Regions from separate parts of the Homo sapiens genome. Here region 1 is linked to region 2. A link is an interaction called in ENCODE POLR2A ChIA-PET data of the cell type or tissue named here. Cell type or tissue: HCT116. All regions are shown on one strand. Each heading gives the region's core, and the rest is flanking DNA. Links, peaks and the distances in the headings are about the cores only.

Region 1 (5,387 bases), core at 65-5,064, 200 kb before region 2:
ACCACTTTTCCCAGTTACAGTGAAAACAAAGCATTACTTAAATTTCAGATACTCCGTACGCTCTATAATTGAATTAATTTGGAATGCATTTTTAAACCCACCTACTATCTATACCACTTCCTGTGTTTTTTTTCACTGTCATCTTCAGACTTTCTGTTCTTTCAAGAAATTATCTCCACAGGGGACTGAATTATGATATTCTCTAAAATAGGAACTCTTAACTTGAGGAGGAGGAAGAGGGAAATTATGAGTCCACCAACTCTCTGCAAGTTTTGTATGTGGAAATGTGAGCTTTTGTCTGCAGAGAAAGTCAATAGCTTTTATTATTAGAATTTCAAAAAAATCATGACCCCCACTGGCCTACAGCAAACAAAAAAATCTTTGGCTAAAATAATACCTAAAATTGGGGATGAGAGAAGAAATGAGATCTACTCGAATGATTCACTTTAAAAAGAAGATAAATCCACACATAGATTTGTATAATTTCTACCTCTAAAGTTTTTTCCCCAAAAAATGCTTAATTTTCTTTCCCTGGTTTCCAGGAGACCTTAATCCTTAATCCCAACTGAAGAAGCAACCAAACAGAAAAGATCAAAGATACACTGGCAATAAACTGAAGCAATGCTTTATTGCAACCACAAAGCACCAATTCAACAAGGCGTTGACACACAGAGATTGAACAAATGTCTCTTTGAACAGAGATGTAGCAAGCCCACTTTTTCCAAGCTCTTAAAAACAAGTACTTAACCCAGGAACCGAACAAAGCATAGGACAATTAAAAAAAATTACACCATCATGAAGGAATATATATAAAAATATTCTGTACTAGTAACAAGGCTTTTTGACCTGTAACTCTCGGCAAATTTCTTCAGAAACAAATTATTATAAATAAAACCATGAAGTTAAAAAAAATTCTTTCTTCAGAAACAAAGAACCAATTTAAAAGAAAATCTATGCAGAAAATATCGTTACCCCATTTGAAAGCTAGCTGAATATGGATGGATATCCTCAGTACACAACGGAGCTTCTCTTTTCAGAGCTATGATTCTGCTCCTGAAGGGGCCATGATGCATGTTCATTTCAAACACTGCAGCATATCCCAATAAAACCTTAATAAGGTCAAGTGGAGAACCCTCTATAAAAAAGGGTGTTGGCAATTCCGTCCAAGTAACACAAGCTCTAAGGAACAGAGGAATTCAAGGGAGACAGCAATCCCTTTCTTCTTTCTCCCCCTCCCCAAATTTTCTTGTTTTTACTCATCCTAAGTCTGTAACCAAAAGACTGTCATTTAATTAAATTCTTTTTTAAAAGATTTTGGGAAAGCTATAAAGAGATGAGGAAAATCCTTATGATTTCAAAGCCTTTGTGGGGAGGAGTGTCTAATCGTGTCAAAGATCATCTATTTGACAAAATCCATGAGGAAAACCACCCTGTGCGCATCTTGTCCTTGCTCCTCCTGGCTGATTTCAGGTGAGCTGATGAATTGCCTAGTCTATCCAATAGGATAACGTTTCATTTGATTGAAATTCTTTACATATACACATGTATGTATTCTGTTTACAAAGTTTCATTACATGAAACTAAATTATGTCATTATGTATTTTTTGAGGTCGAAGACCCCAATTTGACTGTACTATGAAGAGTTGTTCTTTAAATGCTTTGTCTGCAGAGGTTTTACATGATATTCGTAGATTTTCAGAGCAGGCCCCAATTTTAACTGAAGTCCTGTCAACACATCATTTCTTGTCATCAATAGCAGGGATTTTCCATCAATTTCCTATAATGGAAGCAGAAGGTAAAGCCAACATGTGAGTCCAAAAGCTCAAGGATAATGAAGACAAAAGGAAGTTCAGAGGTAAAAGTCACACCACTTGTGCCCAAGCTAAAAACATTACATTTGTAGTAGTGCCAAAATGGAAAAAATGCAATCCTCTATTTTTATCTTACAGCTTTTAGCTATACTTTGGCATTAAACACAATCTATAGCTGATCTTGCTTTCAAGATCCTATCACAAACATCACATCTTAAAAAACAGATCGCAAGCTTACTGCATGTACCCTTAAGGATCAAAGATGCTGCTTCTGAAAAGAATAATGACACTTTCCATTTATAAAGTCTATTAAAGTTTATGCAGAATTTTCCATGAACTTAATTTCTAAAACAACTCTGTAAATTAGAACAGGCAGAGATGATCATTTCTATTTTACAGGCAAGCGAAGGATCAAGCAAGAAGTTCACCCTCTAAGATCAAGAAGTTAGGAAAGGGGTGCATAGAATTTGAACTCTCATATACCTGCAGCCAAAGCCAATGTTCTTTTTATAATCCCCCTCTGCTTCTCCTGATACTTAAATATATGTTTTTTAGATGGTCCGATGGGGACTAGAGTCTTAGGTTTCCTGGAGTCCTCACAATTGCAACATTGGGCATTAGAAAAATGACTCAACCTCTGGGAGACTTTCCTGCCCTTTAAAGGGGGAACCATCCTGCCTCAACCCAAAAATCAACCTCTCCAAGATAAGTTCCCCTACCACACTCCCTCTCAATGGATCCTCAAACTTCCAAATAAGGTAGTGAGGGGTAGGGCCCTGCCAGCTGAAAATCCCTTCCCTGTTCTGCTCAGAGTCCATTCCCTGCACCCTTAGGCACAGAGTCAGGTACACTGCACTCCAGGTATTCTGGAGAGACTACAAAGCTTTGGGGTGAAATAAAAACAGGCTTCTCACAAAAGAGATGGGGATCCCAAATATACAAAGTGGTTTGAAACTTTTGGAAAGGAAGCACTGAGAAGAATGCTGAATGCCACATTATTTTTGTTATTGTTTGCTATGGGGACCTTACGTCTCTTAAGAACCTGAGCTGGTTCCTAGGTGACTTGGATTCAAGAGTTAAACCAGCTGTGCATGGTCGGTGAGTCACGACATTTCTGTGCATGGTTATAACCACATACTTCTGTACCTACCTCCTCCACTGACCGACAGACATGGGGACACCGTGTGTAGCTGCAACTACGTAAAACGGACTCCCTCCCACACCATCCCCAGGGCGGCTCCTCCAACTCTCATGTGCCTTGCTTGCCAGGCTGGGAAGGAAATGTGCTTTGAGTTCCTGAGAGTGTGGGAGAATTAGCAGCAGGCTAGGCGGCTGAAGAAACACCCACTTTGTGACCTTAGGCAAGTCCCTTCTCTTCTCTTTCCTCCTTGGCGGGGTTTCTGACAAGATTCTGTGAGAAACCGCTCTTGCAAATGCTCCCTGAGCTATGAGTTATACAATCACTTGTCATTATCCCTTCCATCATTCTCGACAGGACCAGGTCCTCATTTTACTTGTCAACCACCTAATATGAACCAGAGCAGAACAAGGAATTACTTCTACCTGGTCTATGGTGGTTTTGAGTTTGGGAAATCTTTATTCTGTCAGCTACCAGAACACAAAATGTCTCATATTAATTTGTGAGAGACTATAACATTAAAAAGCAGCTGATTCATAGTACAAAGAGCAGAAAATTCCTTAAGGACACAGGAATTGACTCAATAATCCTAAAGTACTTTGCTTCTTATTTAGGCAAGTAGTAATCCTAGAGATTGCTGATTAGTGAAACCTGCATGTCTGAGAGTTGGGAGAGGAGCCTCTGGCCCCTGGAAACCACAGTAGCCGTGCTGAAGACACTGTGAGGTCAGAGACCAAATTAGATGTAACCTTAAAGCTCACGCTGTGTCTTGCACACAGGCTCGGAATGTTTTACTGAACGGTAAAGCCCTCCTACCCTCCATCTTTCCTCGGCTGTTGTGTGCTCACACTTCACTTACTACATGTTTTAAACAGGCATCAGGAAGAGATGACACTGCTTTCATTTCTATACACCAAGAAAACTTCCTCGACTAACTCAAAGTGAATTTTTAAAAAATCTTTGCTGGCAAAAAGTCCTTTGACAACTCAGCATTTCTGTCAAAAGCCAAGTATGCCTGTGAAAAATGCTGAAATTTGGATTTTACTTAAGACAAAATGGAAAAATCATGTTTCATGCTCCAATCTGATTTTCCCTTTGTTCAGTAGACACACTGCAGTTCACCTCAGACCAGGGTTGGTAAAAGAAAGCTCCATCTGGAAATCCTCATTTTAGAAATGTTGAAATAAATATAGTTAATTCATACATACAACCAAACATTCCTCTTAAACCCTGACTAGAGCAGCTCAAAGGAATGACAGTGGAATAGAGAATAATGGAAATGAAGCTTACAGTCAGGCAAACCGCAATCTGAATCCTGTCTCCCCAAACTGCTATGTGACCCTGGGTAGGGGACTTAACTGCCCTGAGTCTCAATTTCCTCACCTTAAGATGGAAATAAACCAGTAAAGGACTTTAGGGATTAGAAATGCTGGATGCAAAGCACCGCACACAGTGCCTGACATGTAGGAGGTTCTCAATGACTACTAAGTGGAAATGGATAGGCTTCGAAAGAAATGGGATGTGTTCTGATTCCAAATCCACCTTCTGCTTCCTTTCTGCCAGTGTGCTCCCCTTTGCCAGGAAGATGTAGGCATGTTCCTATTTAGGCTCAGAAAATTTACTGAGATTAAAGAGTTCAAAGACTACATAAAACATTCGTTTCATAAAAATTGTACACACAGGAAAGTTCCTTGATTAAGAAAGCTAATAATTTGATACATAACGTCCATGGGATGCAAGTGAAATCCAAATTCTACCAACAGCATGCTGTGCTACAATGAGCTTGGGACTGGAAACTGGAAGACAGGTTCTTGCAGACTCTATCAGTAACTTTCCGTAAGGAACAACTCCTCTGGATCCCAGTCTGTGTATTAATATAAATGAAGTGATTGGAGTGTGACCAATTCCAGCTAAACAAAACAAAACCAAGATTTTGCATGTACATCATGATGAAGTCCAAAACAAAAAGATATTTCACATCTTGGGAATTGTGTGTTAACTGATAATCATTTGTTAGTGTCAGTAAAACTTTGACATTGATTGTGTCTTTATGTAAAATTAACCTTCAGGTTCCCGTTGGGCAATAAACAATGTTTACATACTTATTAAGTTCCAGCAAGTACTCATGCATGGAAGTAAAGTTCCGAGATGATAGGTTTAAATTTCCAATGAGGGCAAGAATCTAGATTTAAAAATAAATGAGTAGGATTCATAGATATTATAGCTCACTAGCTAAGCATGTGCTTTAGACTAAGACACTACTTTATTGCTTATTAGTGGGGCCTGGGGCACATTACTGAATTTTTCTAAGCCTCATTTTCTTATCTATGTGATGGGGGAAAGTAACTACTGTGTTTCACTGCTGCAAGTATTATTGAGGTAACTTTTGTGAAGTAGAATTCCTGACATGCACTGATCACTCAATAAATGCTAGTTAT
Region 2 (5,387 bases), core at 161-5,160:
GTGTCTATACACAAAATAGAGTATATATACAAAAATTAACAGTCATTACCTTTTGGCAGAATTATGTATACTTTTTTTTACCTTTTTGTTTTTTCCTGTAGTTTCAAAATTTTCTCCAGTGAAGATATACATTTGGAAATCATATTAAAATGTTATTAGGGAAAAAGTGCTTCTCACACCTTAATGTGCATATAAATCAGCTGGGAAATCTTGTTAAAATGCTGATTCTGACTAAGTAGGTCTAGGTGGGACCTGGGATTCTTCCTCCTAACAAGCTCCCAGGAGATGCTAATAATGCTGGACAGGGACCACACTTTGAGTAGCAAGCTGTCTTCTAACTCTGTCATATGGCTATTTTTGCAAAGCACAAGCAAGTAAAAGCTTCTCGTTATGTTAGTACAGTTGATATAGTACTTGCATTGCTAAATGGCTCATGGAATGATTTCCTGATTTCAACATCATTTAATATCCCAACTATTTTAGTTTTACTATAAAGTCTGCTTGTTACTTAAATTTTTATTGGAAATCATGATAAAAATACACAGGTAACACTGAAAATTGGTATTTACTAGAGCCAGGTCAGCATTTGACTGCTTTTGGTTAATGGCCATGGGCTTTTAAAATAAATTGCAAAGATCACAATAGCACAAATTAGTAAGAAGCTCATTTGTGTAATACTGCAGTGATGTTTAATGTTAATTTAACAAATAACTCAAGATTTATTGAAAATTATGCTAGTAATACTGAAATAAACTGACAAGTTATTTGCCTTCAAGGAGTTCAAAATCAAACATGAGAGACAGATACATAAGGATTAATAGTAATGCATTTTAAATATTATAAACTATAATATATATAGTATACAAACTATACCATATAAATACTATAAATAAACCACAATAAAAGTTAAGTATAAGATGATATAAGAACATAAGGAAGAGCACAGACTCTAAGAAGGATGAAGGATAGATGAATAGGATACATTGGTGGTTTTGTTACAGAGATGATACCTGAGAGGATGCCTAAAGTATGGGCAAATCTCACCACTGGTAGAAGTGAAGAAAGAGAATTCCAGACAGAAGCAGCAACTTGAACAAGCACTGTTGTAAAAGGAATCCATTATCTGACTATTCATTGCCATGCTGACTGTCACGTCAAAAGCGTTAGTTCTAATTAAATGCCCAGCAAAAACGGAAGATGTATAGTAGCTATACACATTTCTCTGTAGTAAAGTAAGTTAACTTATCCTGTATTATGCTAGTTAAAATCTTTAGGCTCTTTTAACAAAGGTTGCATTATATTATTTTCCACTTTAAAAAACTGCATTGGCTCCCCACTAATACAGCGTAGTACAAAATTCTGGATGTCTAATAGAAAACTTTTAAAGTTTAAATCCAGAACCTAATTTTCTAGACAGTATCTTACTAAACCTTTTAAGTAAGTTCTAAATGTTCATATTTTCAAATACTTGTGTATGTTATTTTCTTAAAATAACCTTCTTCTCTAGGTCTCAAAATTCTATTCATTCTTTAATATTTTTGAAGTCCCCCATTTTCTCTTTAGTAACAACTTTTTTCTTACACTTAGCTTCCACAGTAAGCTTAGACATTTTAAAGCAACTATTTCATTATGCCTTGAATATTATATTATGTTTGCTCTTCTTTTTGGGGGTAAGAACTAGATCTTATTTTTCCTGGAAACTTGCTTACTTACTATGATATAGTAAATACTCAAAAAAGTTTTACCAAATGAGTAGAAATTGACTATTATCAAGAAGCTTATGGAATAGTTTCAAGTGGAAAAAGCTGATAAAAAGACAAAGGTGGAAAGTCTTTTAGCTGAGAAGTTAAAATGATACAGATTCAATGGGCTAACAAATAGGAGGTAAACTGTCTGAGAGATTGTATAAAATTTGCAAAGGTAAAACTGACTGAAGTGGTCTACTGTAACCACTTTATGATTTTGCTAGAGGACATCCATAATCAAAACTGCTCATTTGTTTAATATATTTAAATCTAAGATTTACTAAAATGGATTTGTATTTACAAGAGAAATAGCCTGTCAATTCATAGGAAAAGGGAAAGAAAAAGTATTTGATGGTATTGACCTATTTGCTTCTTAAAATACTGTAGTTAGACCTTCATTAAGTCAGCATTGTATAACTCTACACATTTATGATCAAAGGAAGATTAAAAAGCTAACTATAATAAATTTGCTAGAAAGAGAACTTAACGCATGTCAATGCTCTCATTCATTCTGAGTTGGAACAAAAAGCAGAATTCCTCCATGCTTTTCTTTGAACTTCATGTATTTATATGTGCATGCAATTAGCTGTTACATATTTATTTAATCAAACAGGAATTTCTGTTACTTAGTTTAATAGTAAAAGATGAAACACCTGAGACCACTATGTGGCCTTTGTTCTGTGTTTCTTCCTATACATAATGTCACTGGACACGAAAGAAACTTGGATTGAAGCATGCTGCATTTCATGTCTCCTAAATTGGTAACTGATCTTTATACAAAGGTTTATGAATTTTTTTTGTAAATTGATGTAGTTTCTATGCTTAGTTTATTTCATTATAAAAACACTTTAGGAACAAACATATTCAGTGTTTATCATCAGGAGACATTACATTCCCTTGTCAAATGAGTCATGCAAGTAAACTGCTTTAAGTAGCTTTGAAGAATGTGGTTCATATGAAACTTTGTACAGTCAGAACTCCTTCTATAACTCATTCGCCAAATAAATAAAAATTGTGTTTTCACCACAAAAATAAACCTTGGAATTTTGAAATGATCGGATTCCTCTATTTCAGCTCTATCAGTGTTTTCTCCTCTACAATAATACATTTCATAATAGGAAATTATAGCTTCATGCTACCATACTCATCCTTAGACATAAAATTATTATCTCTATTATGGTATTCAGGGATATAAAAAGGAGAGTCAAGTAGAGGAATGCTTAATTAATGAACATTCAGTTACTCTTTAAGTATTTCTTACATCATGCATATTATTTGCAGCGCTACATGGTTTGCTCCTAATTTTATTTGTGTACAAGAATCCTATTTGTTTTGACTTCACAATAAAAAAAAAACAAAACAGCATTTTATCCAATAGAAATCATGGCTCATGATACTATTTTCCATTACTAGATTTTAAAATATGTTTTAGAAAGCATCACAGATCCCATACATTTAAAAAGTGGTGAAAGTCTAGTTCAAACATAACTTTTAATTATTAAAAACCCCTAACATTCATTTATTTGAGACACTTTTACTAAACACCCACTATATGAAGAGCAGGTATTAATGAAACAGAAATTAATTCAATTCTGTCTTAATTCCTCATTTAACTTTAAATTAAAACATACTTGAAATGCATAAAAATAATTTCCAAAAGGATTTAAAAGACTGCAATTTAAAAGAATAGGGCAAGGACAATAATTAACAAGCTTTTGTTACATGGTAAAGTTTAATATTATACCACTATTTTAATATTCAACAGTTCATTAACTTGAAGATATATATTCATATTCCTCATCCATCAACTTGCTATACAGTAAAGACTATAAATAACCCAAAACCTTTTAAGTGGAAAAAATGCACAAATACATGTTCTTCCTCAATCTCCCAAAAATAGTTTGAAGAATGTAAAAAAATTTCTGATTTAGTAAAAAATTAATTCAAATAAGCTTCTATAACACTGTCAAGGTGCTGTATAAACCTAGGAGTAAATTTTGTAAGCCATTCTTGATTTTGCTGTTGTGGTTGTTAAGCTGAGTTTTCTTCCTTAACTGCTACCAAATACATAAACAGAAAGAGTCAAACGCTAGTGCTATTTGATGATCAAACAAACACACCAAAGAGGGCAAAAGTTTCAAGGGTAATTCTATTGTTCCTCTAATTGGAGTCACAGAAATACCTTGAGGAGGGTCCAAGGTGAGATGTAGAATGGCGGCACTAGTATTGTTTATATGTGCAATTTATCTTTTAGAGTGTATGGCACCAAAAATGGTTCCCCAGCACCATTTTAGCAAAGCTGCAAGTTCAAACATTTTAACATGCCTGAAAGAATGTGATTCATGCATAACCAACTTTTCCTGCATTTGAGTCATATGTATAAATAACATAAAATATAATTATAAAGTTTTTGATATCCATAATGTTATAAGTGTAAGAATTTAGATAGAATAATTATGTTTTATTTTAGAAATTCCTGTTTGTAAAACTGAAATAACTTTCTCACATGCATTTAAAAATAAAACCATGGCAAACACAATAGAAATGTAATTATAAATTCAAGAGTCTTGTTGCCCCTTTCAAAGTTTAAAGCTTATAAATACAAGACATTTTAAGAAGTAAACAGATGGTTGTTTCTGAAACTTAAGTATTTCATTTTTATGTAAGAACAACAAAAAAAAGTACATTAGAAATGATGTAAGAATTTTATAGAAAATCTTGTCACTGATATTGAACTTAGTCAAAAATAAAACCATACAATGATGAAAGCTGAATGATTCAGCTCAACTTATAATCAAGTTTTTATGGAATTCTTTCAACTTCATCTTGCAAAATGTCCTTGTGAAAATCAGAAAACAACAAACAAAAGAGGGTTCTTTATGTTTGATTGTAAAACTCCAATTACCATTTTAGTTGCTAGTTATAATGTATCATTTAAAAAACAAAACTTACTTGATCTGTCCCATAAGGCAGTATGTTCAGAGAAATGAAGGCTGTCATTTTCCAGAGCTGTTTTCTGATCATGTGCAGTACCTTTAGAGTGTCTATGAAATAACCGGCTAGCAAAACCTTCCAATTTCTGAAGAGCTGTAGTTGTACCTGTATACTGGTTACAAGGTGGTTCTCTATAAGCTGCCATTCATGTGCATTTACACTTTACTTAATGTAACTGCAAATGTTTCCAGAAGGAGCTCACAACTTCTTACACAGAAGCTAAGAGCTATGCATGTGTCAAACTTCCTGTTTGCAGGGTATTCAAACCACTACTGCTGTTCTGTTTCCTGTTAATATAAAACAGCACATTACTGAGCTTTTCTTAGCAAAACACTTTTCAGCTAGAGTTGAGGATTTTAAAAACTTGCAATATCTGCCTAAAAGGCTTTATGTTTGGGTGTTTTAATATTAATATATAGGCTAATGAGAGCATTAAATATAAAGCTTTATATATATAGTAGGCTAAACATTCTTTAAAAAGAAAACTAGTTAAACATGTATGACAAGTCTATGCAAACAACTGAAGGCCAAGCTGTCCTCCAAACACAACATGCTAAAGACAGGTTGTATTTTTTCTAGGAAATCAACTAATATACAGATTTTATGAATCCTTATAAGCAGCTAACTTTTCATAAAAAAAAACTAGTA

What was found. ChIA-PET counts read pairs that join two places held together with the same protein. Peaks named below come from ENCODE experiments on the same cell type or tissue, not always from the same donor. Only the 100,000 strongest peaks of a DNase experiment are listed, where the experiment ranks them.
Region 1: POLR2A ChIA-PET joins it to region 2 with 5 read pairs; 2 of 35 experiments call an interaction of 5 or more read pairs at or near these places.

What each region holds. Positions count from the first base shown.
Region 1 is chr1:84,346,021-84,351,407 of GRCh38, reverse strand. It overlaps SAMD13 (sterile alpha motif domain containing 13), which reads right to left. Exons shown (of 4, transcript NM_001134663.2): 4 at 610-1,777. The coding sequence ends at 1,634. Among named protein-coding and RNA genes, the nearest start is that of SAMD13, 47 kb to the right of the region's middle. In HCT116, for the core only: no CTCF peak of the experiment used is centred there; a DNase peak (open chromatin) is centred at 2,927; H3K4me3 peaks cover 1,964 bases; H3K27ac peaks cover 5,000 bases.
Region 2 is chr1:84,143,859-84,149,245 of GRCh38, reverse strand. It overlaps PRKACB (protein kinase cAMP-activated catalytic subunit beta), which reads right to left and starts at 4,975. Exons shown (of 10, transcript NM_182948.4): 1 at 4,698-4,975. The coding sequence starts at 4,884. RefSeq lists a silencer at 4,907-4,956. In HCT116, for the core only: no CTCF peak of the experiment used is centred there; a DNase peak (open chromatin) is centred at 2,645; H3K4me3 peaks cover 2,456 bases; H3K27ac peaks cover 5,000 bases.